2 separate regions of the Homo sapiens genome follow, and region 1 is linked to region 2. Evidence: chromatin loops called from intact Hi-C (ENCODE). Cell type or tissue: thyroid gland. All regions are shown on one strand. Each heading gives the region's core, and the rest is flanking DNA. Links, peaks and the distances in the headings are about the cores only.

Region 1 (16,075 bases), core at 5,299-10,298, 190 kb after region 2:
TCTTTTCTGCATATTCATAATTTGTCAATGTGAAGAGGTCTTTGCTACCAAGAAAAAAAAAAAAGAAAGGAAGGAGGAAAGACAGACAGGAAGAAGAAAACGTTCCTTGGGAACTATCATCTCATACGAATGAGGTGGCTCCCTTCACACCAGCCCCGGGAGGCACACACGTCATCAGCCTCTGTCCTCTAGCATTTGACTTAATGCAATCTCTGCCAGGCATTTCTCGCCAAGATATGAATGGTGTGGACTCTAGGTTGAATATATTACTCAGAAAACAAGGCTGCCTCCCCTGAGAGTGGGGCAGTATTTAGATATTTAGCTCGTGGCTAGGATAAGAGGGCAGGCCCCTAAGCAGGAATAGAAGGCTGCAGTGACTCAATTTCTTAGCAGAGATAAAGGGTAAACCCTTGAGGTGGTGCCCTCCTGTGGAGCTGAGTCACCTGCAGGCTTACATGTGGCTACGATTGGCCATGAGTTTCTATCTACCTTCATCTCATTCATCTACAGCAGTGGTAAATCACCATGATATTTTTTTTTTTTTTTTGAGACGGAGTCTCGCTCTGTCCCCCAGGCTGGAGTGCAGTGGCGCGATCTCAGCTCACTGCAAGCTGCGCCTCCCAGGTTCAAGCCATTCTCCTGCCTCATCCTCCCAAGTAGCTGGGGGTACAGGCACCCACCACCATGCCCGGCTAATTTTTTGTATTTTCGGTAGAGACGGGGTTTCACCGTATTAGCCAGGATGGTCTCGATCTCCTGACCTTGTGATCTGCCTGCCTCGGCCTCCCAAAGTGCTGGGATTACAGGCATGAGCCAGCGCGCCCGGCCACCATGATACTTTTTTAAAGCACACAGTTTCATTTGTTTTGACAAACATATACACCCATGGAGAAACACCCTCATCAGGATACAGAACATTTCCATCCCCACAGAGTGTTCCCTCATGCCCTCTTCCAATCAATCTTCTCCTCCCCAGAGGCAACCATGCTTCTGATATTTTTTACCATAGATAGTTTCACCTATTCTAGAATGGTAATATCAGTGGACTCATATAGCATGGCCTTGTTTGGCCTCTTGCATTAAATGTAGCATTTCTGAGATTCACCATGCTATCGTGTCAGTAATTCACTCCTGCCGTAGACTGAATGTTCATGTCTTCCAACATTCAAATGCTGAAGCCTAATTCCCAATGTGGTGGTATTTGGAGGTGGGGCCTTTGGGAGGTGATTAGGTCATGATGGCAGAGCCCTGAATGAGATTACTGCCCTTATAAGAGAGACCCCAGAGAGGCCCCTCACCCCTTCTACCATGGGATGACACAGTGGGAGAAGTTGCTGTGAACCAGAAAGCAGCCCTCACCAGACACTGAATCTGCTGGTGCCTTGATCTTGGACTCCCAGCCCCCAGAGCTGTGAGAAATAAATTTCTATTGTTTATAAACCACCCTCTATGATTTTTTTTTTTTTTGAAACAGGGTCTCACTCTGTCACCCAGGCTGGAGTGCAATGACACCGTCATGGCTCACTGAAGCCTCGACCTCCCAGGCTCAAGCAATCCTCCTGCCTCAGCCTCCCAAGTAGTTGGTACCACAGGTGCATGCCACCATGCCTGGCTAATTTTTAAATTTTGTGTAGAGATGGGGTCTCACTATGTTGCCCAGGCTAGTCTCAAACTCCTGACCTCAAGTGATCCTCCGCCTCTGCCTCCCAAAGTGCTGAGATTACAGGCATGAGCCACCACACCCAGCATCTGACCACTGTTTAAGTGTTGGCAGCTCACTCGACAGTCCCACTTCTCGCGAAGGCATCTGTGTCCCCGAGCAAGCAAAGCCTTTGGTTTCCCGCAGGCTCTGCTATCTACAGCAGCTCTTCTTCACACCGGCTTTCAGGATCCCGGATTTGTAGGGAGCTCTTGGGTTAACTTCTTGCCCCTTCTCCATCCTTCCTCTCAGCAGTGCCGTGGTTCTCATGGGAAGCAGGAATTTCCCCATCAGCCCTTCCCCATCCCCAAATCATTAATGACCTTGACTGGTGGACGTGTGTGAAGCAGGCAGGAGTTGTAGAGGCACCGAGAGTGAAAGGTTTCCTGAGCTCCGGGGAGAGGGAGCAGGGAGGATGAGGGAGGGCACGCTTTGAGGCCCCCAGAGTCTGTGCTAATTTATCCTTCCTCTCAAATTGCCTCCAAACTTCAGTAATAAGCATGCTCGTAGTTTGCTGATGAAATACATTCTTCCAAAGCAATTTTAAAATAATCGTACTGTATGCTAAACCTTAAAAAAAAAAGAAAAGAAAAAACCCTGCAGCCAAGTCATTCTAGACTGAACGGCAACGACAGAATTTCATAATTAGGAAATGCGGTGTCATTTCTGAACGTTATTACACCTTTGAAAAACAGTATCAAACCGAGGACTGAATATTTGATACCCGATTGATTTCAGATTTCAAGTCAACTGCAGCAAAATAATGAGCTGCCTCTGTCGTGAGCTGCTGAGCTCCCGCACGGAGGGTCTGGGAGGGAAGGCTCAAAGGGGGCACAGAGCCACAGAGCCTAAAGGCCTCTGCAACGAAGCTGTGGGGCTGCTGGGCTGGTGAACAAGCAGGATCCGCAATGTCTTGCATTGATGTTTTTGCCCAAGGGGATGTTTTTGAACCCAGGCTTTATTTTAAGTGCCCTTCAATTTTGCTCAGCGATGCTAATGCTGGGAGTCCGGGGATCAAAGTCCTGGACTAGAATTGGCTGGCAGCCCCTGTCACTTATCCAGGGCTGGCCTCCACTGAGGTTAGATGGGGTACGTGGTATGGTTCGTGGGCTGGGGATGACCAGTGGTGGCCTTCCTCCTCTGGATACTCACCTTCACCACCAAGCTTTCCACTCACTACCTCTATATCCCAGGAGAATTTCATTCATAAAATTGGAGCATCTTGGCCTGGAAAGGGATGGCATGCCATCCTTTTCAACATTTCCCTCGAAGCCAGAATCTCCCCATGGCATATCCGAGATCTGGCCCCTCAGGCTCTGCTGCTAGAATTCACATCACCTTGTGAAGCCATCAATTCATGGAGCCACAAAAGTTAGAAAAGGCTCATTTCTCCTCACCCAAGGTTTACTTCCATATTACAGCTCTTCCAATACCTGGGGACAGGTGCCTGTAGCACATGGATTAGTATCCTATCCATATGATATAGCCTTCCCACTACAGTGTCCTCATCTCTGTGTCTAGGCTCCCTCAGAAGCCTTGGAAAGACCCCTGGGCATAGCCCTTAGTCAATGAGGGTGGGTGTCGACATACAAATGTCCCAGTCCTCATGCCTTGAATGGGATGACTGAGAAGCACGCTCTATACCACCTCCCAGAGTTTCTCTGCAGTGTGAAGCCCCAGTTCATCACAGTGGGAGCTGGCTGGATAACACACCCTTTACTAGCTGCTTCCCTGCCCTGGATCCCTTCCCCACCCTCTTCCCGTGTTCTCTTTACTTCTCAAATAAAGCACGTGGACCCAATCCTTGTCCCAGAGTCTGTTTCTGGAGAGCCCAACCAAGACAATGCCATATTTCAGTTCTCTTCCCCAAGCCCAATATCCCTGATGCCTTCTCCTATTTCTGATGTGATATTCTCAGACTTAGAATTACCCTGGCCAAGCTTCTCCGTAGCCATCTCTCTTTCAAAGTTCTCTCTTAAGATTTGAAGCCTAGGACAAGAGACGGTGCTCCCAGCACATCTATCCAATGCAATGCAAGTCCTGTCATTTCTTTTGATCTCAGCACTATACTGCTCTTCTGTCTTAGGAATGGATTTGATTTTCCATCATCTCACACTCTTGGTTTATAATCTTCTTGTTAATATGAAACTCCCAGGTCTTCTGACTTGAACTGCTAATGCTCCTGGCCTTATTTCACTTTGGAGTAGATAAGCATGCTCTCTGTGCCTTTATACAAACATTCAATGTCAATGTTAGACAGGGCAGGCTCAAAAATATGGCCCTACAGTGTATTACTAGAGACCCAAGGTTGCCAGTAATTCATTAATCAAATCCTATGGGTACAAGTTGATTGGCCCACGACACATACATCTAATTGTTGTCATCAAATCCACATTTTCTCTAGTAGGTCAGGGATATCATGAGAGTCTTTGCAAATGCCCTGCTGAAAGCCAGACCCACCATTTAACAGACTGAATGGAATTAAATGAAATTCCAGGATCTTTCAGCATCCCGCCTTGTCCTGTCTCCCCTTCTTTTCCCATGCTCCATGGAATTACCTAATTCAAGCCATGCCAATATGAAAAATGGTTCTCATACCCTTCATTCCCAGGTTCTGACATGTCCTCATTATCTTTTTCTGGTAGCTGTTAACATAGGAGCCCGAGAAGAACTGGCCAAGGGCTAAAGAGAAGGGGTCAGCCAACTTCTTCTATAAGGGGTAGATAAAATATTTTAGGCTTTGAAAATCAGAGGGTCTCTGTCATGGTGTCTAGTCTACCATTCTAGCAGAAAAGGAGCCACAGACAATATATAAACTAGTGGGTATGGCTGTGTTCCAATAAAACTTTATTGATGGACACTGAAATTTGAATTTTATATCATTTTCACAGGTCACAAAATAGAAATCCCTTTTTGTGTTTTTTTTTCCCCTAACCATTTAAAAATGTAAAAAACCATTCTTAGCTCACAGAACCTACAAAAACAGCTGGTGGGCCAGATTCAGCCTACAGCCATTGTTTGACAACCCCTGCTGTACAGTAAAAGAAAGAGCACGAGATCTGCTAATGACCTGAGTTCTTTTATTTCCAGCTGTGGGATCTTGGGCACGCCCCTTACCCTCTGACTCTGCTCACTTGCAAGTGTGGATGATATGGTGAAGGCAGGCAAGGCTGGGCCCAGGGTTGGGATGAGGCACCCAAGGCACAGGTGCACAGAACATTTTAAATCCTTTACCCCAGGCTGGCTCTCTCACTGCAACCCTTTATTTCTAAATGCTACCACTGGCTTGCAATTTCTTCTAAAAATTGACTAGGGCCTTATATGCAGTATGTTCCTTTTATGAAAAGCCAAATAGCTAGTCTGCAGTGCTCTGACCCCCCTCTGGCTTTCCGTGTTCTAAAATTTCAGACAGGGGTTCAGTGGTCACATCTCCAGGAATTTTCAGTGCCCTGAGCTGAAAGTGGTCTCAGCCCATAGGCTTGTAGATTTAAAGGTGCTTGGGGGCTCTCTTCTTATCTTCAGCTTCACATCTCTTTAATATGCTTATGTTTTACATAGCCCAGGTTAGAGACACATCTCCTTGATCAGTAAAGAGGAAAGACAAGTGATCTGACCCTACTCTACTGAACACCCCATCTGCGACGATCTGAATGTTTGTGTCTCCCCAAAATTCATATGTGAAAACATATTCTCCAACATGATGGTGTTTGGAAGTGGGGCCTTTGGGAAGCAATGAGGTCATGAGGGCTATGCCTTCTTAAGTGGGATTAGTGTCCTGAAGAAAGAGGCTCGAGCAAGCTCCCGGCCTCTTCCACCACGTGAGGACACAGACAGAAGACCGCCATCTATAAACCAGGAAGGGCATCACCAGACACCAAATTTGTCAGTGCCTTGATCTTGGACTTTCCAGCCTCCAGAACTGTGAGAAATAATTTTCTGTTGTTTATAAACCACCAAGTCTATGGTATTTTGTTATAACAGCTCAAACAAACTAAGCCACCATACATCTACTGCACACTAATTTTTCAGCGTCCCCACCACGGTCTTTAGATGACTCTTCAGCCATTTCTCAGCTTTCCCAGCCTTCCTGGGACTCATCTTTCATGATCACCATGTTCTTGTATTTGCCTTTGGCCACATGCTCCTTTTGAGAATTAATTTTGTGTGTCAACTCGGCTAGGCAAGGGTGCGCAATTGCTTGCTCAAACCCTGGTCCAGATGTTGCTGTGAAGGTATTCTTTACATGAGATTAACATTTAAATCAGTAGACTTTGAGTAGAGCAGATGACCCACCACAATGTGAATGGGCCTCGTCCAATCCACTGAAGGCCTTAAGAACAAAAACAAGGTTCTCCGAGGTAAAGGCACTCTCCCCAAGACTGCAACACAGAATCTCTGCCAGAGTTTACAGCCTACTGCCCTGTGGAATCTGAACAGAAGATTGCAACAGCAACTCTTATCTGCATCTCCAACCTGAAGGCCTGTCCCATGGATTTCAGACTTGTCAGCCCCCACAATCATGTGAGCCAACTCCTTAAAATGTGTGTTTATATGTGCATCCTATTGGTGTGTTTCCTTGGAGAACCCTGACTAACCCACTCCTCCTCCCATCTTTTGCAGGGCTATGCTAGTTTTTTAAGAGCCTTCTTTATCTCTTTCTTTTGGGTCATTGATGAAACACAAACAATGGCATTGTAGAGTCTACTGTCCTTGTAACTCATATAAACTTTGAAGACTTTGAAAGGTAAGAATTACTACCCCCTCTCTTGCCTTGTTTCGACTTGCTTTTCCTCCAGTGTAAATAACATGCCTCACTTCATTCTCAGCTTGCTTCCTTCTTAGATTCTAAGATGAAGGCCACTTTCTTCTGGGATCTTTGTCTTTTCCTACCCACACATAAATTCTTTCTGGTCCCAATGACCAGTTTTTCTCTTTGCTTCTTCTCCTCAACTTTTGGACATAAAATTGTCAGCAAGGCCAAACAAGAATTTATGTTTTTAGCAGCCTGAGACTCCAGCTGATGACCAGATGGTTGAAGTCTTCCTTTACTCCTGGATCTTGCCTCATGCCAGTTTTGTATTCTGCCTTTAAAAAGTATTATCCATCCACTCCTAAAATAGCACTGCCACTGCTCTCCCCACACAGTCCTTCTCTTCAGGTTGAGATTTGCATTCCAGTGAAAACTTGATAGACTCCCGTCTCCCTTCTATGATTTCCACTTCTACTGCTGCTGTTAAATGCATTATATGTTCTTCCTTTTGTATTCGTCTGTTCTCACGCTGCTAATAAAGACATACCCAAGACTGGGTGATTTATACAGGAAAGAGGCTTAATTGACTCACAGTTCCACGTGGCTGGGGAGGCCTTGAAATCATGGCAGAAGGTGAGGGAGTTGCAAAGTCATGTCTTATACGGTGGCAGGCAAAAGAGAATGACAGCCAAGCAAAACGGAAACCCCCTTATAAAACCATCAGTTCTTGTGAGACTTATTCACTACCACAAGAACAGTATTGGGGGAACTGCTCCCATGATTCAATTATCTCCCACCGAGTCCCTCCTACAACATGTGGGAATTATGGGAGGTACAATTCAAGATGAGATTTGGGTGGGGACAGAACCAAACCATATCACCTTCCCATTAATATATTCAATTCCTGAGTCCCAGAATCAGAGAATTTCAGGGTTAGCACAGATCATCAGACCCTGGGACCCCATCTTCTCTGAGAAAACTCCATCAGGAGGTTTGAACACCTTCAGCAGCTAGAAACTCATTTTTCCCATGCAAGGTGGCCCCTTCTGTCTCTGAGCACCTCTAGCTCACCTGGATTTGCAGCAGCGGCACTGCTGGGCAGCCTGGAGGGAGGGCAGGAAGCATGCTCACAGCTGGAACAGTCAATACATGTTCTCCAAAATATGTCTTTTCAGGCCTAAAGGTGAATAAAGAAGGTAAGCAAAAGATGGGGGCTTTCTGTGTGTTAACTTCCCCTGTGATAAAATCTGCCCAGGCTACCACTCGGCAACACCTATAGAATACATGTTTCTCCTTTGTTAGATTTTTTTTCACTTTGTTGCTCAATCTCTATTTACTGGTATCTCTAAGGTCCTACAGATTTTCCCTGTCGCCACTAATTTAAAAGTAAAAGGATGGGCAAAGAATTTAACAAGGATGTTGCAATCCTTAATAAAATTTTGCAGGATTGTCAAGAAATTTTTGACCAACAAGACAAGTGATAGTGAAACATTCTTTTAAAAGGCAAATGTAGCCAACAGCTGCACTAATCAAAGCAATAATGACACTGTAATAAACAAAAAGATCAGTGGAAAAGGCAAGAGGGGAGAAAAATATGTGAGTCTATGTGGGAATTTAATAAATGATAAAGGTGGCAGCTTAAGTCTTGGGAAAATGGGATATCCCTCTGAAAGAAAAAAAATGATACCGTCTTGTGATGGATTAAAAAAAACTAAGCATTCCTAAAAAGCATAAAATTTTAGACTGCATTCGAGAACAGTTTTATAACATTATAAGGAAGGTCTTCCTAAGGGAGAAAAAACTGAAATGACTTCACAGATTTTAAAAGATTTTAAAATTAAAACCTTATTTGGAAAAGTAAAAAAGAATAACAGGCTATAAGGTTCAAAGTGTATCTCTTACACAAAAAGAACTCTAATACATTTATAAGAAAACTATTAGTACTTTAGAGGAAAACCAGGCAGAAGATATGAACAGAAGAGGTAATTCAAATGGCCAGTAAATAGATGAAAAGATGCTCAACTTCGTATCAAAAAGATGGTTAGTGAGATGCACAGTGAAACAACAAAATACAACTTTTCATTGAAAGGTCCAGCAAAAAAAAAAAAAAAAATGATAACACCTAGTAATGGCATGAGTGTAGAGAAAAGGAGTTGGAAAAATAAATTGCCACTACCTTTCTGGGTGTCAGTTTTGCAATATTTACAAAGTAAAAATGTGGATGAATTCTGATTCAGACACTTCTAAGGAAATATTCAACAGAACATTTGTACACATGCATAATGATATGTAAAAAAGGTTTAATGAGGTGTTGCAATAACAAAATGAAAATAATAATATCTGAGTAAATTACCAATAAGGGATGGGTAGGAAAAAATATGTTGCAATCATATGGCATGCTACGCAGAAGTTAAAAGAACAAAGAAGATCAGTATCCAATGATCTGGAAGGAAGAATGTTTATACACATTTTTTAAAAAAAAATCCATTACAGACCAAAATGTACAGACTGATTGCATTTGTAAAGACATACCCGTATAGACACAGATCCACCCACTTCAGGTGGGAGAAAGTCAGGAAGGATGCCCCCCAGACTGCTACCCCACCACCCCAGAATAGTGGTGGGACTATGGAACACTTTCAGGTTTTTTGTGGTTTTCTCTATTTTTCAACAAATGTGTTAAAAAAAAAAAAACTTACTACAATACCTGGCACAAAACAAATGATCAAAAGACAGTAGCAATTATCTTGACCATTACGGTGTGCTGTGCCCTGGACAATTCCCCTTGTGTCCCATTCTTGAAGCCAGCTCTTGTTTTCCAAACATTTTTCTCTTCTTAGTTGGAAGCAGAGGTGAATTTCCCACCTTCCCATGAAGACTTTATGACTTAGGACTTCACTCCCCTTCTCCCTCCCCCACCACCCATATGGTACACATCCCTTCAGCTGGTGTTTATTTCCTGTGTATCCAAAGAAATGGAAACAACTAATGGGGTCAATGACTGTGGCAGGGTCCTTATGCCATGCCAGGGATACCCTTTAGGGTGACAGCCGCCCCCAGAAAGGCTATGCCAACACTATCCATGGCAGCTTTGGGGCCCCAGTGAAGCCAACCAACCACCCACCATTTTGGGCTCTTGCTTCTGAGGTTTCCCTGGGCACTAAGGTAACCAACTTGTCCCAGTTTGTCCAAGACATTCCCCCATTTTAGCACTGAAAGTTTTACATCCCAGGAACCTTCTCAGCTTCATGCAAACCCAGACAGCTGGTCACCCTTGTGGGTACCTGCTATGTGTCTGGCTGTTTGCTAAGCAGTGTTTCGGGGGAGAAACGATATGAAGATGAACAAAACACATTCTCAAACCTCAAGGTCTCCTTACGATGCAAATGAGGACACTGGTGAAGAACTAACCTGCCCTGCTGTGATTCGTCTTAGTGGAGATGCCGGCCACATGCTCTGGAAGGGAAACCGCAGAGATGAATTCTGCCTCCAGGGAGCTGGACTTAACGTTCTCCACGCTATGGGCAGAGGCTGTCGCTGGGAGCTCAGTTCCAAGGGCTCCAATTATCTTTCCCTGGTCTCTCCTGTGCCTTGTTCTTGCACCCTCCCCCACTCCCGCCTCCCCAAAACTCCCCTCCTGGCTTGGCTTCCAGGGCCCCTCCCAGGCACCTCAGAGCCCTTCAAAAGCATCTCCTCCAGTCAAGCCAGCCAACACTGGTGGGGAAAAAACGCAAGGGTCACAGTAGTCCCGACTTTCTGGGTCCCTCCTGAAATAGATCCCTCTGAAGGCCACCCTGAGGACGTGGCCTTGGCGATCGGTCCTTGGGCTCCAAAATATCAGCTGGCCCAGCCACATCCGGCCTCCCATTTGGAAGCACATATGCGCCACCTCCCAGGGGTGAAGACCAGCTTTCTTTAGTAAGCACAGTCACAGCTGCCGCCCTGTGCCTCCAGCCCGGGCGGCCATCTTTCCCGGTGAATCCCTCACCTCTTCCCGGTGCTCAGAGTGCACGGGCCCCCTGCTGGTCTTCCTGCTTAGCCGGGGTTCTCAGCCCCAGGTTCCCATTAGAATCACCTGGTAAGTGTTTCAAACATAGCAACGCTGGTTCCCCTCTCCCACCAGACCATTTAAATCCAAATCTCAAGAGAGGAGCTCCAGCATTAGCAGCCTTTAAAAGCCCCCAGGTGATTCAAATGTTTGGCCAGGAATGAACGCAGGGCCTAAAGCTGCAGTGCTTCGCAGGGGCGCCACCAAAGCTCACTAAAGCCTCGACCTCCTGGGCCCATGAAATCCTCCCACTTCAACCTCCCAAGTAGCTGGGAATACACTCAGCTATTTTTTTTTTTTTTAATGTAGAGATGGCGGGGGGTCTCACCATGTTGCCCAGGCTGACCTTGAACTCCTGGGCTCAAGTGATCCTCCAGACTTGGCCTCCCAAAGTGCTGGGATTACAGGGGTGAGCCACTGTGCCTGGCCACGTTCTGCTTTGTTAAAGGGTAAACTAGCCCAGGTGTGGTAAATATAATGCTCTAGGGTGGAGACCAAGCACCTTGGCTCCTGCTATCTATTAAGTAAATTACCTTAAGTAAATGTGGCGAATGACAGCATTTACCATCAAGGGCTGTGGGAGAATTCAGTGAAATAATAGAGGTAAAAACACCTAGCACAATGCATGATGTGTACCGAGAATATCAGAATGTTAGCTATCGGCCAGTTACTCTTTAGTATGAATGAGTAAATGGTGGGTGCCCAGCAAGTGGTCTTGAAAGGGGAGCAAGGATGAGGAGCCTCCTGTCTTAGGGAGGAGCACCCTGACCAGGGGAAAAGGGAGGGAAGGACTGAAGCCCAGCTTTGCTGATGTCATAGATTTGGCCCAAGGATGTAGTTTGCACTGATTGCTTTGTCACCTTTTCAGGTCACCTTCCCTCTCTGGCTGTCTCATTCTTGAAGGCAACAGCATTATTGTCCACTCTTTAACCCAAGGTGGGAGAAGAGATGAGAATCAATGCCTTTTCTAAGGAGAATTATCAGCAGGCCTTTGTTGGTGGGGGCTTCTCATTCCTGGTTTGTGAGGTCATTCTTGTGGACAAACAGAATAAACCAGAATTTGGCCCGCCAGGGACCTCGAGGCACCAGGCCAGTTCTGAGCTCAGTTTAATTTCACCAGCCACAAATCTTTCTCAATGTCATCCAACACATTACAGGCGCTTAATGAATATTAAACAATAACAATAACAAATCATTGTCTTCAACCTGCCGAGCCCCCTCTTAGTACTAATGCCAGAACTTGGTTGGACACTTTTGGGAGAAAATCCTGCCCATCTCCTTGGCATCCCAGCCCTGCACCCAGGGGCAGAGAGCTCACAGGCTACAGTGAGGACAGGTCACCGCCCACAGCAGGGGGGTAGGGCGTAGGGAGGAAGCAGGGAAAAGATACACGGCAATGGCCCCGAGCTGCTGCCAAGCATGACCAGAGCCTCTGTGCCTGCGGTCGGTCCATGAAGCCTGCCACCATCAGCCAGAATGCCTCCTCCTGCCCAGCCACCATTGTGACCCAGCTCCCGCCATCCAGGAGGGCCAGACTCCACCTCACCTGTCAATGCTGAGCTCTTGGTCATGCCACCTGCATCAAGAAAGAGCTGATCAGGAGGAAGCACTCTCCCCTGTGTACCCTTGGACCTGTTCGAGTTCGGGCCATGCACACATATTATCTATCAAAAAAGCTACATTTAAAACACTTTAAAGGGAGGACTGAAAAGCTGCATGTAGGTGAGATAGGTCAGACAACTGTGTTTTCATAGCAAAGCTGGCCACTGTGGAGGGAGGAGAGGTAATGCAAATATTTGTTGAATTTGATTTTCTTCTTCATAGTTAACCTGAAAAAAATCCTGGTGGGGCTACATATGGCAACGTGTGTTTTGTCTTAGGTCCCACCCCTTCTATGTGTGGATTTCCAAGTCAAGCAGAATCTTCACCCATTACCAATGAATGTGCCCCACCCTGGCCTGGACTCCTCTTTCTCCCGCTATGCACAGGAAGGAGGATGGAGGATACAGGAAATCATTCAAGAAGAAAGATTAAAAAATAAAAGGTTCAGAAGAGGCAGGAAGCTAGAGAAACCAATGTGAAGAAGATGGAAAATGGGAGAACGTGTCACAAAGAAACAGCAAAAAGAAGAAACCCAGTGTTAATTAGGCCCCGGGGCCCTCAGTCACCCACGGTAAGTGGTAAATTAACTTCTCTCCGCTGCATCTGGAATGGTCCTAGTTATGACTATGAGAGCATCGAAATAAGTGGACAGGTGCATCCCGCAGATGCAAGTCCAGCCGTCCTGAAGCAGCAGAGCCTCTCACATGCTGCAGGACAGACACAAGGAGCCTCCAGCCCAGCACCCAAAACCCAGGAAGTGCCTGATAAATACTTGTTGATGGGAATGAAGAGCAGCCAGGCATCTGCAGATTTGAGAAATGCCAGGGATGGTTGCTGTCACTCAGCCAAGGGATCCAGAGAACCAATGAGGCCTAGATCTAAAACCCATCTGACTGCCCCAATTAGCCTGGAAGCTCCAGGAAGTCAGCGACCACATCTCAGTCATCACTGCAGCCCTGGCCCCAGCCAGGGCCTGGAACAGGAGGCATCTCCCCGTGTCATCTGACTCTGCAGGGAGGTGGGCACCAGCGCAGGCTGAGGGGACACTGTGGGGAGGGGACGCTGTGAGTGTCCTCACCTGGAGCTCCAATGGAGAACACTGAGAGTGAACCACAGGCAGCCAAGGCCAAGGCAAAGCTTTGAGCAGCACAAGGAAGCAGGAGGAGTCGTGGCCCTCTTGGCCCTGCCATGGGGCACTGCGGGAGTGCACTTCGGTTTGGAGGTGGTGGGGGTAGGGACACCCCTGAGGTATTTCCACCCACATTGCCTATGTTGCCCAACCAGCTAGATGGCCACCTCGCGGAAACTAAGGAAGCTGTGGTTTGTGTGAAGGGAAAGGTGTCAGGAAAGTGTGGCACCCCACAGGGACCCCAGTGTGGGGCAGCCGCTGGGCCCCACCGGGAATAGGAGACTGAGGAAGAAGGCCTGCAAGGTCAGAGCCCACTGATTTCAAAACCCAAGTGGACTTCATTCCTGAAAGGTAACGTCATGGCCCCGTGGTGAGGACGGATAATCTGTCCACACTGCCAGTTGCTCCTCACCTGAGGGGAGAGGCTCGGTGACAGGGGCAGGAAAGGGACGACTTGGGAGCTACTGGACAGAGCTGGCACTGGACTGAGCCCACGGAGCAGGCTGTCTGCACACACTACCAGGTCCCAGACACACCAGCTGCAGCCACTAACACTGGCAGAGCCCAGCAAGGGAGGCAGCAGCAGTGGTTTTCCTCCTTCCGTTACAGATTTCTCAATCAAGGCCCAGAGAGGTAAACTAATCTGCTCAGGGTGGCCTGGCTAACAAAGGAACAGAGAACGGTCTCAGGTTTCTTGCGCTGCTCCTCCTCTTCTCGGCATCACACTGCCTCTCCCAGGGTGGAGGCGTGGGCACTCGCCCTCACTCTCTCCATCTCTCTCCCAGCAGATGCTTACAGGGTGCCCCGTTGTGGAGGGCACAAGCTGGGCACTGCGAACAGAGCGCAGCCCCTGTCTGTGTGACCCACAAGGTCCACTGGCCCTGGGGTGGGGCACGGGGCAGCATCAATCCCTAGTGGTCTTGGCTTTCAGTCTTTCAGAGCCTCCCCTGGGGCACTGCCCCACCTCTGCCGAGAGTCCAGCGTTCACTCATCCTCCCCCAGGGAACTCGAGGCTTGGGGAGCTATTAATAAATACAGTTTCCCCTCCACACACCTTCATCAATCAAGCGGCAAGAACCTGGGGTAAGGCACAGCTCCAGGAAGCCCCAGCTACGATGAGCAGATAGTACCTGGGCAGGCCTCCTTTGCACCCCTAGGCACCAGCATGGACCTGTCTTAATCACCAGGCCCCGAAGAATGACACAGGCCTCCACAGCTCAGGGAGCTCCTACAAATGAGGGCTCAGGTCAGCTCTAAAGACAACTGCCCTATGCCCTAGAATCCTCTTGACAGAGGCACAGTCCTTCTGTGTCTCTGAAGGTCATGCCGTCCTTCAGGTATTGGATTGCAGTTTCTAAAAAGACCTAGGAGCTGTATCTCAGGTGAACAGTGCTCCCAGCCAGGCAGCCCGATCTGAGCCGGAGGCCACAGCCACGTCTCCCTCATCTTCGTAGACCCAGAGCCACAGGTTCACCTCTGAGCTTTGTCACCACCTACCCCTTCCCTGGTGGCCACAGTGACATGTCTCCCAGCTCTTCCCAGCTCCCTGAGCAGAAACAACTGTCCAGCTCATCTTTATTCCCTACAGTAACTGGTCTATGAGCACGTGATAGATATTTGTTAGAAGAGGATTATGGAACGCTTTGGTTGATAAAGAAAGAGGAATAATATATTCCTTGAGCTACATGTTTCTTGATTTCTTTCTGGGTGTACTGTGGAGAGCCCATTATGTTAGTTCATTTAGTTCTGACGACAATGTGTTGATGTGGGTAATACTATTATCCGTATTTTAGGAGGAGGAAGCTGAATAATAGGAAGAGCCTGGGCTGGGTTTCAAACCCAGCCTGCCTATCCTGGAGCCACATTCTCAGCCAAATGTAGAGCCCTGCTTTTCCCTATCAAAAAAGAATGGATTCCCAGGGATCTGTCTTTTTCTAAACATCAGCATGACTCTGTTTCATCTTAATTGCCTGGCACACAGTAGGTGATCTATAAATGTCTAGGAAAGATTAATAAATGAATGTCATCAATGTCGATGAAAAAGCAAATATTGAAGGAAGAAAAAATTTAAAGATGGGCACTCTGTTCTGAAGCATTATCAGCAATTTCATGGTGTGTGTTTTTTGTGTGTGTCTCATACGCAGACACTTGCAGGCACACACATACCACACAAGTCTATGATCTCAAGTTTGAGAAAGTGAATATTAATTACTTCTACAAAAAATATTACAGGCTTTTCTATCCCCCAAGATGTGCTTCAAAACTGTACCCATGTTGCAATTCAACCTTCCTTCTGCTAATCTCACTATGCCATTTAAACTTCTACTGTCTTTATACGGCGGCGCCAAGGGTTTAGGCAGAAGTGTAAGAGATGAGAGCCCAGAGCTTCTACATGGGCAACAGTGGGATCTATCCTGGATCCTACCCTTTCTACCTAACCCGGGAACTTGGTAAGGTCCTCAGTGTCTCTAACCATGGCTCACACACTCCTTCAGGTCTAGCTGTGTTGTCTTTGTGCGTGTGTGTGTGTGTGCCCGTGCAGCGCATGCACACCCAAGAAGGTCCAAACTATTCCCAAATTTAAATCTTTTCTCTCACCATAACCCTAAATACAGCATGCACATTAGAAACATATATCCAAATATGGGGTTCAATAATGAACCATTGCCTCATCAGACATTATTTCCTCCAAAATGTATACAAACACTTAAACCACTCCTTTTATTAAAAAAAAAAAAGAGCAAAAAAATGAGGACCAACAATCTATAAAAGGAAATTCAGATAGAGATGGGGGAAGTGGCAGTGGTTTTGCAGTTTCCAAAGGTGAGCCTCCAAGGGACAGAGCTC
Region 2 (16,075 bases), core at 6,049-11,048:
TATTTCTGAAATAATGTTTTAATTTTCATTATTTTCTAAGCTTAGACAGGTCCTTTTTCAAAGCTTTTCTTTTTCTTATCTTTTCTTCAGTCATACCATTTCTGAGTTTCTCTAAGCTTATTTGTGTTCCTTCATAGCTTCTTTTACTCTATTTGCATTATTTCATATTATTTTTCATCTCTTCTGAAATATTAGTTTATAATTTTCATCTATTTTGTAAACATAATCTTCTGATTTCTTTGATTGTCTATATGAATATTGTGTTGGTCCTGGTTTTTTTTTTTCCCCCTTATAGTGACTTTATGTGGGATTTGCCTGCAATCATTTTCTGTTGCTCATTTTAAGTGAAACAGGTTTTTCTTTGCTAGAAAGGAAAGATGAACCAGGATAGATTTCATGCTATATTCTGTAGAGCTCTCTTTTCTGTTGTTCTCAAGCGTTTTTGAAAACATATACTCTCATACTTCCTGAGATCCACTGGCTCTGCTCATTTTCCTTTTTCCCTCCTTCTCCTTTCTTTGCCCCTATTTTCCCTAACCTAACTAATTTGGATTCTGCTCACAGAAGTTTCTCCTTCCTGGTGAAATCATCTTGAAGGGAGATTTGGATGATTAGTATCAAGAGTACAGAGGTCCCAGACATCTCTGGCTACATCAGTCTTACCCGGGAATTCTAGTCGGCTAAGCTCCCACCCAGATTTGACTGCTCTCCTTAGATTGGCTTGCTGAGCTTTCAAGTGACTGTCTGTTGTCAGTTTGGGATTGTTAGTCAGTACATCAGAAGTACCTCTTTTACCCCTCTGCCTCCTCCTTACTATAGTAGTCTGGTTAGTATGGCTCAATGCTTGGCATTTGTAGGGACATCTTTTCACTTGGTTTTGTTGTGGATACCGTACATGGTGTTTTGGCTTTGTTATCCTACTCTGACTTTTTTTAATGGGTGTTTCCAGAGATTTAAAAACTATTGCCTTGACACTGCCATTTCCTAGAGTCCTCTTAATACCATTTTAAATAATATAATTCTGGAAATATAACTACTAACTTTAAAAAAAACTACTTACACATGCAACATGGATTAATCTCTAAAAGAGTATATTCGGTAAAATAAAGCAAACATACAAAAAAGCATATGCTGTATGATTTCTTTTATAAAAATTGATGAACAGAAAACTAATATATGCTGGTATAAATTAGAATATGCTTATTTACATAGAAGAGGTAATTAACAGAAAAGCCCATGGAGGAACTTTCTGGGGTGATGAAAATATCATATAACTTGATCTGGTAGTAGTTATATGGGGACATAAATGTAAAAACTTTAGCTGTACATTTTACATTTATATACTTTATTCTGTGTAAATTATACCTCTGTTGAGACATAATAATTAAAATTCATTTTAAAAATGTAATTGATTGATCCCAAAGGAATTTCAAACTACATTCTAGTTTCCTTCAACTTAGCTCAATGCCTAGAACATAATAGGGATTCAATCAATATTTATTAAATGAATGAAATAAGGAACCACCCACTGAAGTTACAAATGACATCATCTTTCACTACTATGTGTCAGCATCTTTTCCGGAGTTGAATCTCTCCATCCAAAATTGATCTCACCATTAGATAATATGTTGATAACCACAAACGGCCATAGTCATTTCTTTTAATTTAGAGAATTTGGGTCATGTATCTACCATATTTTAGGTACTATTTTAGGTACCATTAGGTATAAAATTATGAAGTCAACTATTCCTTGCCCTCAAGGTTTGATATGGTTTTGCTGTGTCCCTACCCAAATCTCACCTTGAATCGTAATAATCCCCACATGTCAAGGGTGGGACCAGGTGGAAGTAATTGGATCATGGAGGCAGTCTCCCCCATACTATTCTTGTGATAATGAGTGAGTCTCACAAGATCTGATGGCTTTATCAGCATCTGGCATTTCCCCTGCTTGCACTCACTCCATCCTGCTGCCCTGTGAAGAAGGTGTCTGCTTCTCCTTTGCCTTCCACCATGATTGTAAGTTTCCTGAGGCTTCCCTAGCAATGTGGAACTGTGAGTCAATTAAACCTCTTTCTGTTATAAATTACCCAGTCTTGGATATTTCTTCACAGCAGTGTGAGAACTGACTAATACAAGGTTCTTACATTATAGTCCAATCTTTTAAACAGTGCTTAATCTATAAATCTTAAATAGGAAGATCTTCTCCTAATATATAAGAAAAATATGGCAAATTATGGACTTTGAAATCATTATTACAAAAAAAATTTGTCAATGAACAGCTACAAAAAAAATCAGCCAAATACTAGACATCATTAGGAAGGAAATACTGAGTAAGAATGAGGATTTGAGTATTAGTAATGCTAGTTGGATGCCGGTGACAAAATACAATATTGGGAGGGGAACATTTGCTTCAATTCTCAGTGCGCCAAAGACCAGCAATTTTGGAACAATAGAAAACAATACCCTGGACATGGTGTTCTCATGATGACTACCTTCAGCGCTGGCTGGACCGTCAGCCAGGTGCCTTTGCATAGTTCCCATTCTTGCCTAATTAAACCAGTGACATCAGGATAAAGAACAGTACATGGAGTTTTTATAAGTGTAGATTCAGAGCAAATAAATAAAGGGCAATATTTCTTCACACAGCTAGGAATCAAAACAGGGAACTTATTGATTCAAAATGACATACTAGCTGAGATGATACCCTGTAAATTAAGAGCTGGATAATATAGACTAAAGATGTATGAGAGGTTGTTTGATTTCTGTTCCTATCCTCTTGATGTTAGCATTGACAATCTTGAAGCTGCTGTTAGGGCATATTTTGAGCTGAAAGGAACATGTGTCTGACCCTGGATCCCGTGTCTTATACTCAGTTAACACTCCATGGGTGACATGAGAGAAGAACTCTTATGAGAATAGGAAAGGGTAAGTTAATATTATTCCTCCTCCCATCAGCTCTTAGAGCCTCTTCTGAAAGGCCAAATAAGCATCTTTTACATTCTACCATTCTCTCTGAACATTAAAATATCCAATACAGGGATAACAAATAAGAAACATCTGTCAAAGGCAAAGGTATCTTTGGTAACTTCTCTTTTTCTGGCTAAAGGGGCAAAGTCACTTGGAAAAATGAGCCAATAGATTAACAAGGTTTTAAATCATTCTTAAGTCAGTACTGCAATTAATTTACTGTCACAAGCCACCAAAATATTTATAGCTATTTTTCAAACCTTAATGCAGATAGAAAGTAGTTTTTACAAATAGCAATTAAATACATCACTGATGTTAATTATAATAATTTGCATTAATGGAGAGGAAGTAATTTTAGATTTCCTAGCCAAAGATCAGAGACTGCTGACTATGCTCTCTACTCTAGGTGAAAAGTATCACTTCAGCCATGTACCATGAGAGTCAAGTGGCTGATATGGCTCTTAGAATTTATGACTGATTAACTCAGCTAGTTACTACACTTCTAAGGAGATCAATTTCAATGATGTGACATTCACTTGAGCCAGTCAGAACTAGTCTGCCTATCCAAGGAGAGACGAGACCTATGCTCTAATCTTGATTCTTCCACTTTCTAACTGTGATGAGCCTGGATACTTGACTTCAGGGAGACTTCATCCATAGAATGGGAACAATAAGAATCATTTTAGCTTCCCCTGCATTCTTTTGATATAACTTCCAACTCTATATAACCCTCTGATTCCAACTTACTGACCCTCAAAAAACAGGGTCAGCCATCTTGAAAATGTGGCCCCAAGAGATGCTGGGTGAGCTTAGTACAACAAATCCTTACCTTCGTTGTGAAAGCGTTTCAAAGCCATCTTGCTGTTCAGAGACAGTGTTCTGGGCTGGAAGGAATAGTTCTTTCCTAATTGAAACAATGGAGTTAATTAGTGGGAAAAAGATGCAATTCCCTAAATTAGGTTCTGGCAAGGACATTTTGATTCAGGATTGCCAAGAAATCGTTAGTGGCCACAGAAAGGCCATTTCTACACTAGCAAAGCAAAATGTACCTTGGCAAAAGCTCCACAGAGTAGTAACAATGAAGGTATTTTCTCAAAACATCAAGCCACACACTGGAGTGTTGAGAATATAATTGCCAAAAATATTTTGCATATATACTTCACTTAATCACAGAAAAAACCTTTGCTAAAGTACAAAATCACCCCCAAATAATTGTTTATTTATTCAGGATGACATAGGACATCATTATACCATATTAGGGTTATTGGCATACTCTCACTAATAATTCTTCTTGAAAAACAAAAGTATAACCTCACTGGCCTTGATTTACAAAGGTATCTCATCTTTACGAAATGAAGAGATAAGAATATATGATTCTCGGCAGCCATTTGGCGGTAACAATAACACTCAAGTGTGAGTTAGTGGACACACTATGGTGACTTTTATAGTTAACACTTAATGATCTTACACTGACATCCAGAATATACGAGTAACTTAAACAAATCAGCAAGAAAAAAAAATCCCATCAAAAGTGGACAAATGACATGGATAGACATTTCTTAAAAGAAGATTTACAAATGGCCAACAAACATATGACAAAATGCTCAATATCACTAATCATCAGGGAAATGCAAATTAAAACCACAATGAGATACCACCTTATTCCTGCAAAAAGGGACATTATTAAAAAGTCAAAAAACAATAGACGTGAAGGTGGATGTGGTGAAGAGGGAGCACTTGTGCACTGCATAAGAACTGAAAGTAGATCTACCATTCAATCCAGCAATCCCACTACTGGGTATCTACCCAAAGGAAAAGAAGCCATTATATCAAAAAGACACCTGCACACATGTGTTTATTGCAGCACAGTTTACAAGTGCAAAGATATGGAACCAACCTAGTGCCCATCAACCAATGAGTGAATAAAGAAAATGTGTTAAATATACACCATGGAAAACTACTCAGCTGTAAAACAGAATGAAATAATGTATTTTGCAGCAACTTGGATGGAGCTGGAGGCCATTATTCTAAGTGAAGTAACTCAGGAATGGAAAACCAAATACCACATATTGTCACTTATAAGTGGGAGCTAAGCTATGAGTATGCAAACACATACAAGTGACATAATGGACTTTGGGGACTCAGAAGGGAGGTGGTAAGTGATCAAAAAACTATACATTGGATACTATGTATACTACTTGGGTGATGGGTACACTAAAATCTCAGACTTCACCACTATACAATTCATCCATGTAACCAAAAACCACTTGTACCCCAAAAGCTATTGAAATTTAAAAAAAAATTTTTAAAGAAAAAAATACTTAATAATCCTACAGTATGTGCAGGCATGGTGTTAAACTTGAGAGAGAGAGACAAGAGAGAAGTATTTACCTTCTAAGGAATCAGCCATATATTTAGAGAGACAATGTCAATAAGGAATATCATACAACAATGTATAATATACATTAGTTCATGTTATACAGATTATGAGTCAAAAATTCTCCAGCTCTTTCCCAAGTAGGAGCCCCTTTTCATTTTCCTCAAGTCTTACAATTAGCTATAGGAAAAGGAGGAAGAAAGAGCTATGGCAATGTTTCTTTCAATCAAATATATAAGGCTTTGAGCACAACCAGATTTTGGAAAATCCTGCCATGGGAACTTATGCAACAGTACAATGGAGAATGGAAAAATTGTGAAAAGTGAGAGAGATTGGAGGAAGACTCACTGAAGTCTGGTTGTAACTAAAAGTTCCCATAACATGAGGCTTATCCACCTAGTTTCTTGCTAAGTCATATTCAAGGGGCCAGAAGGACCAGGAGAGAAGTGATGCTTTCAAAGGCCAAGCCAGGCCAGAAGAGGTTACCCAGCAGGCTTGACAGCTTGCTGAGAGAGATCTAGAAAATAGATCTATTTAGAGGGAGAGATCAAGGAAAGCAACCAAGAAATGCACAGAGAAATGAGACCAAGTGAAGCTCAGCTTCAAGGGATTGGGTCACAAGTAAGAAGCTGGTAAGACCAGAACAGGAGGTATTCAAGGCAAAGTCAGTTAGGCAATTAGTTCAAAACTGAGATTCAAACAATGGCAGGGTTTGAGAGGCCTATTCCAATCTAGTGCCCACTTTGCAGCTTCCATATGCATGTAACATTTCAAAGAATAGAGCAACATTGAAAAACCAGAAGTAGAAAGTCTGCAAAGAACAGTGGCAGAATGAAACATTTTAAAAATAAAATCAACAGCAAATGCAACCAGATTTATCTAATAGGACATTTTGCAATAAAAATCTTTTCACTATCCCAGCCAATTCTTTTCTAGCCACTTTTTTAGACTTCTTCATTGTTTTGGGCTGTTTTATGTCATTTTTATCAAAACTTATTTTCCTAACCTCCCTTCTATGAGAACTTGAATATATAGAAAACCATATGAATTATATTCCAACAATATAATCTAGGTAAAAGGACATCCAAATATAATGTCAAAAAATGGGCCAGATGGAGTCAGGGGTGACCTAGCACTGCTTTTGCCTCATGACATGGACCCTAGCCTTTGACCTCACCATTGCCTCACTGTTCTACCATTTTCATGTGCAATGACTTCATTTGATTTCTGTATTTTTGGTATATTCTCTGCAAATCATTCAACTAGGGACCAATTTCTGACTTCCACGTTATAGCCATCAGAGTATTTGATGTAACTTAAGTCATGTGGTTAACCCCATCCTACCTTCATTTTATACCTGAAAACAAGAGTCTTACATCAGGTTCTGTGTAACCCCATCCTACCTTCATTTTATACCTGAAAACCAGAGTCTTATGTAAGGTTCTGTGTAATGCCCAAGGACAGAACCTAGAGAACAGATCAGGAGGGTTCCAGTTTATCACACCCAACTTGGAGCTATACGTCTTTTAAAATGGATTTTATAGTATTTCTAGCACCGGCAGAAAAATCATCAAATATGTCAAAAATGATTGAATTTGACAGATTTAGTGCCACTAATTAAGGTTAATATTGAATATAACTTCATCATAAAGTAAAATCACCTTTGTTTCATTTGCTTAATGTCAAGGCTCTTCAATTTAACATATATTGAACATCTGCGATGTTTCAGGCCCTGCTAGGTACTGGGAACATAACTATGAATAAGATATTGTTCCCATCCTCAAGTCATTCCCAGTCTAGCAGAGGGAGATGGATCCATAAACCCATGACTAAACTATAATGTAAGACTATTGTTGCAGAAAAAGAGAAATATATATACATATAATTCTATAAGAACAAAAATAAGGAAGCAACTTTTAAATTCTACTGGTATCTAGATGGGAGAAGGAAAAGAAAACTACAGGGAAGGGAAAAATATCTGTCTTTTATTATTAAATTATTTTATCATCTGACCTATCAGATTTACTCATTTCTATCTATTTCATGGGTCTAAAATTCTTTATATATTATGCTATACATGACACTTTTTAATAAATTATCCTATTCCAAGATCACAAAAGCCTTCTGAGTTAAACAGTTGAGAGATTGTACCCATTTTATAGATGAAACCATGAAGAGGAGAGGGAGATGAACTGAAGTTTGGGAATCAAAGCAATCAAGTCCAAAATATTCCAAATTCTGACCCTTTTTTGAGTTTCCCTTGGAAAGAATGGTAAGGAGAACAACAAAACCCCACAAGTCTAGATTCTGTGAGCTGTGAAAACAGATTCTCCTCCTCTGCCATGATCAACCATCAAACCCATCCTCACCCAGCCAGACTTCTGTTAAATGCTCGCTGCCACCCCGAGTTGTAAATTATTTAAATAATTAACAAGCGCTATAGATGTAACGCTGTGAATGGCCTTGTGATCTGGGAAGACAGTTACACCTTTGGAGATCTTTAGCAAATAAACTGAAAACTCGGCTCTGTGAATTTTCTTTCTGCCATAATTAGCAGCAGATGGACGACTTTTATGGAGCCACCTGTCAGCAGGAAGACTCTCCTTACAGTTTCTAGTTTCTAGAAGGAGCAGGATTAAAATAGACCAGCGCCGTTTGCTTCAAGTACTCTTAAGGGTCCCAGATGTAATCGGATCTGCCGGAGACTGACAGGATTCAAGAGGCAGCCACTCCTCATGGCGCTGGCTCACCTGTGAGGCACGAGGCAAGAATAAGACAGAACATTATTTCTTAGCAAGTCTGGGCAGCCGATCATTTCCGAAAACTTGGAGAGCAAGCCGGGAGTCAGCCTGTGCTGTAACGTTCCATTTTACTAACCTTTTTATCCAATTTGAAAATACAAATAGAGCTCTCAGGGTGTAATTAGCGGCAATGACTCTTAATACCTGCTTTCCAAATTTGACCTTAATGGACATTCATTAAAATGGGCTCTGACTTGATAGCCACGTTAGCAGAAAATGGAAAAGTCCATCTATCACTGTCTGTTCCCATTTTCTGCATAATCATTCCTGGAAGAAAGAGGCCTGCAAGTGTGTATGGGGGTGGTGGAATTAGCTAAAGAGGAATTTCAGAAAACGATGGCAAGAGCTGGTGTTTGAGTTTCCCTAAACATCTCTGGTGCCTAGAGAGAGGTGTAGTGCAGAGTCCTGGCCAGCCATGAGAGATGTGGGTGCTCCATCTTGGCCTTGCTGTGTGAGCTGAGGGAAGTCTGTGCTTTTATCACATCTGTAAAACGCAGATAATCATACCACACCTACTGCAGAAGGTTTTCTGGGGATCAACTGGAATAATGTATATAAAAGTGCCTTGAAAAGCAAACTTTGCTATGTAATTGCAGAAGGTTTTTTTAAGAATGACAGTATCAATGGCAATGAGAAGAAGGCAATAAAACAATCATAGGTTTTGGTAAGTTCACTCAGGGGAAATGGAGATGCACTGATCCTATTTTTGCAGAATATATTTTAGATGGGCTCCTCGTATCGGCTGTAAGTGAATGGGGCATGTGTCCAAGACAGGGAGGGGCTGGGGAGGGTGGGGTGGGGGTAAGACTAAGTGGGCACCTGAACATGGAGCAGAGACTGAGTGAGGAAGGAGAGCACGAGACAAGGAGTCCCAGGACACCAGACCCTGCCGGGTCCTGACCATCACTTACTGTCATTTTCCCAGCCTATTTTAATCCTATGATTCTGTGACTTTCTGGTATCAATTAAAGTAAATAACCATTGTTTTACAGAAGGGGCAAAGGGCAGGAGGGAAATCAAGGGAGTTGAGGATAAGTTGGTTTCTGTTTTAAATAGGCACTAGAAGAAGCTATTTGAGGCAGATACTAATTATGAAGCTTCAAAGTAGATTCACTTCCCTGGCCCACAGACTTCCTAATTCCTTTGTCAATAAAGAGTTTAGGCCCACAAGAACAAAAGAGTTCCCCTTGGAGTTTGAAAGAGGCAAATGTTGAGTAAATTAAAGGAAAAACAACTCTACACAGTGGGTGGGCAAGTGAAGGAGCTAAAATACTGAAAAGGAGACACAGGATTGAAATTCACCTAAAAATCTCCAGGGTGAATTTTTCATCCAATTTAATTTGGATAATTGAAGAGCCATCTGCTCTAAGTCATGCTGCCTGAACCTTATCTGATGTGAGATTTGTTTGAAGCTTCTGACCCTCTCTGCAGCCTCTCCAAATTCAGTTTCAGCCTCCGTTCACCAAGCACTTGTTATGTATCAGGCCCTGTACTAGGTGTTTCCAAGAACCTTACTGACTTTAATCTTTTTAATGAAAATACCATAAGGAAAGTATTTATAGTTCCAGTTTTACACAGGAGGAAACTGGGGCTCAAACAAAGTACTTATCCAGAACCAAAAGTTGGGATTTAAACCTAGCTACCCCAAGTTGCAATCCAATTCTTTTTCCATTGCTGCATAGGTGATTGCAGCAAAACCTAGTTCTCCCTTCTAAATGGCCATTTTTGAAAGCCATTTCCTGATTTGCTGACATGCAATTGTTTTCGATTGTTGCTTGGTTATTTTACCTATTTCAATGTAACTTTCTATCATTTAAGTGCAATATTACTTTGTAAACATTTTGGTTATTCAGTGCCCTATGATCATTGTTGTATCCCCTGGGCTTAGGATTAAAGCGGATATTTGTAAATGTCTGATGAAAGACTGAATGATTAGGAGAAACTTAGTCTATGAGGTTGCTCAGATGTGAGGATCCCAGATGTGAGACTGAGAAGAACCAGGACTCAGGTATATTCTGGCAACTGGCCACCTGCAAGGCCCGCAGAGGGTATGCCACCATGTTGTTTTGGGCTTCGGCCCATCTGAGCCACGACAGAGAACAGAAACCATCACATTCACAGGGCACAGCTGAACTTACGAAAAGCCCCTGGTTTGCCTCATGTCAATGTTCACAAATGTGCCTTCCCAGCTCCTTGTGATGGGTGCTATGTCCTTAAGTGACATGCGTTTTTCTCCCTGATGTAAAAATAGCTGAACTTGACATACTGTGTTCATTTCAGTTTAATGACAACTTCAGTTTACAACAAAGTAGTGCCAACTCCAGGCTCAAACATCTTTGTTTGTGTAATGGCAGCATGTAAATGATGCCAAACACAGTCCAGAATCCTGTTCGTAAATTGATTACATTCATTCTTGTGGAAGGAAAGAAAGAAGTAGCATTTACTGAGCACCTATCATGGGTCAGGAATTTCACATGCATTTTCTCATTTAATTTGATGAGGAAGATGTTATTACCTCCATTTTAAAGATAAGAAAACTAAGACCCAGAAAGATTATCTCATTTGACCAAGGCCACTCGTTAGTGAGTGGCAGATGTGGGATTCAAGCCCAGATCAGCCATCACAGTGGAAGCTCCTTCCACACCCCAAGATGCCCCCCGTGGCTCAGATGCCAAAACAGAGCCCAGATGTATTGAGGAGCTATTAGTAAAGGCTGGACTGAGGAGGAAGAAGAGGAAATCGTTTCCCATAAGGTCATAGAGATACCATGTTCAGAACCAGGAGCTATGCCAAATGGTTTAGATTCTGTGCTAACAGCTATGTCACTTTGGAAAAGTGGCTTCGCTACCCCTGGCCTTAATTAAGTTACCCATGTGGGATGCAACAGGGATGGTGGTGTTCAGACTTTCTCTAACTCCCTCCTTCTGCCTACTCCTGGGAGAATATCCCCTTTTTCAAGTAGGTGAGCTTTGGTGTCCATTGTGCTTACTGCTAAATGATGTTTCCATAGAAAAATGTAAAGCTTTTTCATATCTAGCTGGCCCCTATACCATTTGCCGCTAATGGATCTGAAAGTGATGGCCCTGACCAAAGGTCCAGCTTCAGCTCCACCCTTGGAAAGAGAACAGAGTAACAACAGAAGGCAGAAGGGCTGAAGAAAAGGAGGCTCCTGGCCCAGGCTGTCCTGATGAATGGAGGGAAGGGAGGGTGGCAAAGGCTGAATGAAGCTGGGCAGATCTCTTCCATTTCCCTATCCATGGCACGGGGCTCCCAGGATGGTGCCAGCCTCCTGCAGGGGCTAGGGCAAGATGATAGTCATCTTAGGATAAGAAACCTGTGCTCTGTATGCTCTCATAGCACACTACTTCATTCTCTCTTTCCTTTTCTTCTGGTAAAAATCCAACTTACTGTCCCAAAGTAAAGGGAGGGGGAATTTGTCCATACATAGAAGGTGTCACCTCTGAATCTCTGAGTTTTCTTCTTCCCTGCATCTTAGAAGATCGTGGATGGAACTCTTTCATGATCTTCTCCAGACTTTGAAGTGACATTGCATTGTATCTGCCACCATGGTTTTGGCCAACTTAGATCTCTGCATTGGCAAATTTCCGCTATGCTTCCAAAAGGCAAAACAGAAAAGGTCTTGAAAAGCTGGTCGGCTTCTTTCCTCCAAATCACATCTGAAGGGAATGGAGATGAGGCGTTACCTTGTCACTGGCCTTCTGCCAAAAGAAGCTGACTAAGGGAGCAATCAGATGTCTCTCTGCAAAGGCTGCGCTCCAGTGGGCATACTCTCTTGCCCCCTGATGCCGAGGACTTCTCATTCAGGAATAGCCGCCTCTGAGGAGATACTTCCCCTGCACTTCTGGAACTTCAGGGGATCACTCTGCCCCGTGACTGGATCTCCCTTCCAGCGCACAAAGAATGCCCACCGCTGAGCTGCAAGAGCTGATTATTTCTTCATAAAACATGAGATTTGTGCAGAGGTTGGTGGAGAGGCAGAAGGGGGAGAAAGGGAACGTTTGTGAAAGGGAACATAAATAGTTAATTTGATGATGATTTAGAATGACTCTGGTTGCTGTTTGAGATAAAAAAGCTGCAGTGAGTTCAGAAAATACTAAAATAGGGCCTCATACAGGCATTTCATTTAGATTTAATAAGATTCATTATTAAGAGCATATTTCATGACGATTAAGAATTCTGACAGTCTCCTATCCCCCAACTTTAATGTGCACCACAAAAATTAAAATACTTATTTATACAACTAATGTGTTAATAAGTTCATTTTGAGAAATTCTCTGAACTTGTACAGGCCTTAACTTTTTACACAGGAAAGACAAAGACTCTGAGATGGTAGGATGTGAAAGCCAGAGGCAAACTTATGAGAAACTGCAATCAGAGTCCCCTGCCCGTAACTGAGTTATCAAAAAAAAAAAAAAAAAAAAAAGAGTCAAGTCCCCCGTCTCCCTCCATCTCTTGATGGACACACACATGCACATAGACTTGTGCCTGTCAGCTGCCACCTCACTTCCTCTCTACTTTCTCAGGGCTGGGGGCACTGAGGCCCATCCCCCTAGCCCATTCCCTTGCCTCCAATCTGCTCCTGAGCTGATCTTAATTGGAAGCAGGAAGAACCAAAATAGCCCACACCCTGCTTTAGGAAGTTCCTAGTAGAGAGACAGTCTCCTCGCACCCAATCATCAAGCTGCTTCCTTTGCAAGAATGCCTGCCTTACTTTCACCATTATTCCATGAACAAGGAGCAAGCTCTGGGGTGTGAAAGCCCCTACACACAGCCCCTGCCATCTCCAGGGCTAGCCCATAGCTGAGTCTGCAGGACCAGCCTCCTGCCTCTGTCCCCGCCAACTGGTCTGGCTGGTTTCCTTGACTAGTCCCCAGCTTGAGGCTCCATTGTGAACTCCAGTGTGCTTGATGGAGGCCCTAGTTTTTTATTTCTCTCCTCCCAGGGACTGACTCAGCATCCCCTTGTACTCCTAGGCACTGGCTGGCCCCTGCCAGATATGGGCAGATCTCCACCCATTTGCTCAGTCAAGGACTAAACAAAGAAACACTAAACTCATGTAATCCAGATTTTGAATACTAGCCCTGCCCCCCAGTGGCTGTGGGATTTAGGTAAGTTCTCGAACGTTTCCAAGTCTCAAATTTTCCCTAAAAAATAACGCCTACCTCATAGGCTGTTGTGAGCATTAAATAAATTGATCTCAGTAAAAATGTTTAGCACAGAAGCTCCTGATACACAGTAAACACCTGGTCAATGGTACCTTTTAATATTACTAATGATAGCATTTATCAATGATTAATCTAATATTTGGCCTCCCTTGCTTAGTGTTCATTGCTCTATCCTTTGCTGAGCTGTCTTTTGGATTTGAAACCATTTCTTCAGCCACCATCTCACTGCAACATGGCTTCCTGCCAGCCTTCACCATTGTGATGTTACCAAGGTCCCAACCTGGTTTGCATCCTGGGACCACCTGAGTTACTATCACAAAAGGGTTCCTTCTTCTTTGCTATTCCTGTCATCAATCTGCAAACCATGGGCCTCAGCACCGGCTCAAATGTCTTGACTTCTCCCATAGGACCTCACAGAGTAGAAACGTAATGCAGTTTGGCTGTTGAAATGTATTTAGGCTTTCCTGCCACAGCCCTGGGCCCTGGTGCGCCAACTGCTGCAGCTCTCCCCAGTAAATGTTCCCTTCCTTCCCCAAGTTCATGTCCTGCTCCTTCTCTGCATGCTGTAGTTATTTCCCATGTTTCTTTTGGTTTCATCTATGCCTGTGCACATCCAGTGATCTTCCTAGCCCTGGCTGAGCCCAGCTGGTGGCATCCAGGACTGTAGTGGGTTAAATGGTGGTCCCCAAAAGATATGTCCATAACCTATTTGCCAGAACCTACAAATGTGACCTTCTCTGGAAAAAGAGTCTTTGCTGGACTCTTTGTTTAGGATCTTGAGATGAGATCCTCCTAGACTTAGGCTCTAAATCCAATGACAGGTATCCTTATAAAAGAAAGGCAGAGGGAGATTTGCCACTCAGATATACAGTGAGAAGGCCACATGAAGACAGAGGCAGAGACTGGAGACATGCATCCCCAAGCCAAGCAACTCCTGGAGCTACCAGAAGCTGGAAGAGGCAAATAAGGATTCACCCTTAGAGCCTTTGGAGGAAGCCCTGCCAACATCTTGGTTTTGCACTTCTGAACTCCACAATTGTGAGAGAATAAATTCCTATTGTTTTAAGCCACCCAGTAGATGGTCATTTGTTGCGGCAGCCACAGGAAACTAATATAAGAGCTAAAGACATGTGGGTCGTTAGTCAGCAGCTGTGGTTACATGAAGCTATGAAATGCCCAGTCTTCCAGCTCACCAAAGGCCGATGAAGGAGAGCTCAAGTAACTCACATGAGCTAGATGAGAGGGCAGGGAATGCCGCTACCAACCTGGACTCTGAGGAGTAGAGTATGACAATGGCACATATGTGCACCTTGTAAAGAAGGCTCCTATGGGGAAAACATGAAGGTTGACTTAGAAATATTTAGATAAATGGTGTCCATTTACTCTCTTGCCCTAATCCCCACAGATATTAGGGCAGGCTGGCTGTGGAGACAGCAGCCAAGCTCAAGTATAGAGCTCTGTACACCAGGGTTTTTCTCTCTAGTGGCATCACAAGTTTGGGGAAGTGAGTTTACATCTCTGAAATTCAGTTTCTTCATTGTAAAATGGGACAATTAATACTTCGCTTGTGAGTTAAAGGTTAGAAATAGCAAAGGACCTCGCTCTGTAGAGATACCTATGTTTTTCACCAACATGCAGTATAAGGGATATTTTTATATTATTAATATTTTCAGGTATAACAAGACCTACCGTTTCTTGTACTTCATTTTTTTCTTGCTCCTTCCAAAGAAAAGCTAGAGAGGCTGGTAATTGAAAAAGTGATAAAGTATTAATTCTACATTAAGCATTTAAGAAGGAGGCCTCTGTGGACTTCACACATGGCCATTATCAAGAGCCATAGAATCATGAAATGTTAGTGCCAGAGAGTCTTTAATAACCACCTAATTCCAGTCCTTCATTGTGCAGATGGGGGAAACGGAGGCGCTGGGGGAAGGAACTTGCCCCAGTCATTCAGCGCATCTCTTAGTAACTAAGCTGGTGTCAGCAATTGTGCCTCCTGATCCCTGGCCCTATGCTCATTTTATTTCATCAGACTGCGACGGTGCAGCAAGTACTGTGCATGGCTCTGTCTCCTGAGGACCGAGACAGACTCTGTCTGGCATGGTTAAGGCCAGGTTAATATAAAAATTCAGCTTTGTGAGCCAAGGTCCAAAAATCCATTTTAAGACTTTCCTCTTGAAAAGGAAAGATTAACATTTCTTTTGAAAAATACCTACCCTACATTCATCAGAGGCAAAACAATTTGTTGTTCCCTTGTAATTTATATCAAAGACTATTGTGGGAGAATTAGCTGGGTTTCATCTTTTTAAATGTCAGCACATATGACCCATATCTGTGTAGGCATGTGAGTATAAGGTTATAACAACATTTGAAAGGATCTTAAAAAAGTGTTTTGCCACAGTTAAAGTGTGATCAAAACACATCAGTTCAGGAGTCACAATATTTATCATTTTAATATTAATAATGTCATTTTGCATAAAGAACCATACAAGAAATAATTCTATTAGGACTATAAAGATTTCCATGCTGGGAAAAAGGGTAAAATATTCAGAATGTGCCAGAGAGAGAGAGAGAAAGAAAGAGAACCAGCAGTGCCACTAACACAGAATCCAATTTCTTTTCTTTGCAGATATTTAAAGCAACCATGCATTCCCAAAGATAGGGACAGAAATCGACAAGGAAAAGGAGCAATTTATTTATGAGTCATCTATCCTGCAAGTCAGTAAATGAAACCTATCCAAAAA

What was found. A loop is a pair of places that touch in the nucleus more often than their neighbours do. Peaks named below come from ENCODE experiments on the same cell type or tissue, not always from the same donor. Only the 100,000 strongest peaks of a DNase experiment are listed, where the experiment ranks them.
Region 1: a loop joins it to region 2, with 2.3 times the contacts of the local background. A loop is called at or near these places in 2 of 110 quality-filtered maps.

Annotation. Positions count from the first base shown.
Region 1 is chr15:61,817,771-61,833,845 of GRCh38, forward strand. No RefSeq gene overlaps it. Among named protein-coding and RNA genes, the nearest start is that of LINC02349, 96 kb to the left of the region's middle. RefSeq lists enhancers at 9,842-10,343, 10,344-10,843, 12,843-13,708, 13,709-14,573. In thyroid gland, for the core only: no CTCF peak of the experiment used is centred there; no DNase peak of the experiment used is centred there.
Region 2 is chr15:61,631,619-61,647,693 of GRCh38, forward strand. LOC107984782 (a long non-coding RNA gene) reads right to left here. Exons shown (of 4, transcript XR_001751569.2): 2 at 3,797-3,871. Among named protein-coding and RNA genes, the nearest start is that of LINC02349, 90 kb to the right of the region's middle. RefSeq lists an enhancer at 9,036-9,664. In thyroid gland, for the core only: no CTCF peak of the experiment used is centred there; a DNase peak (open chromatin) is centred at 8,083.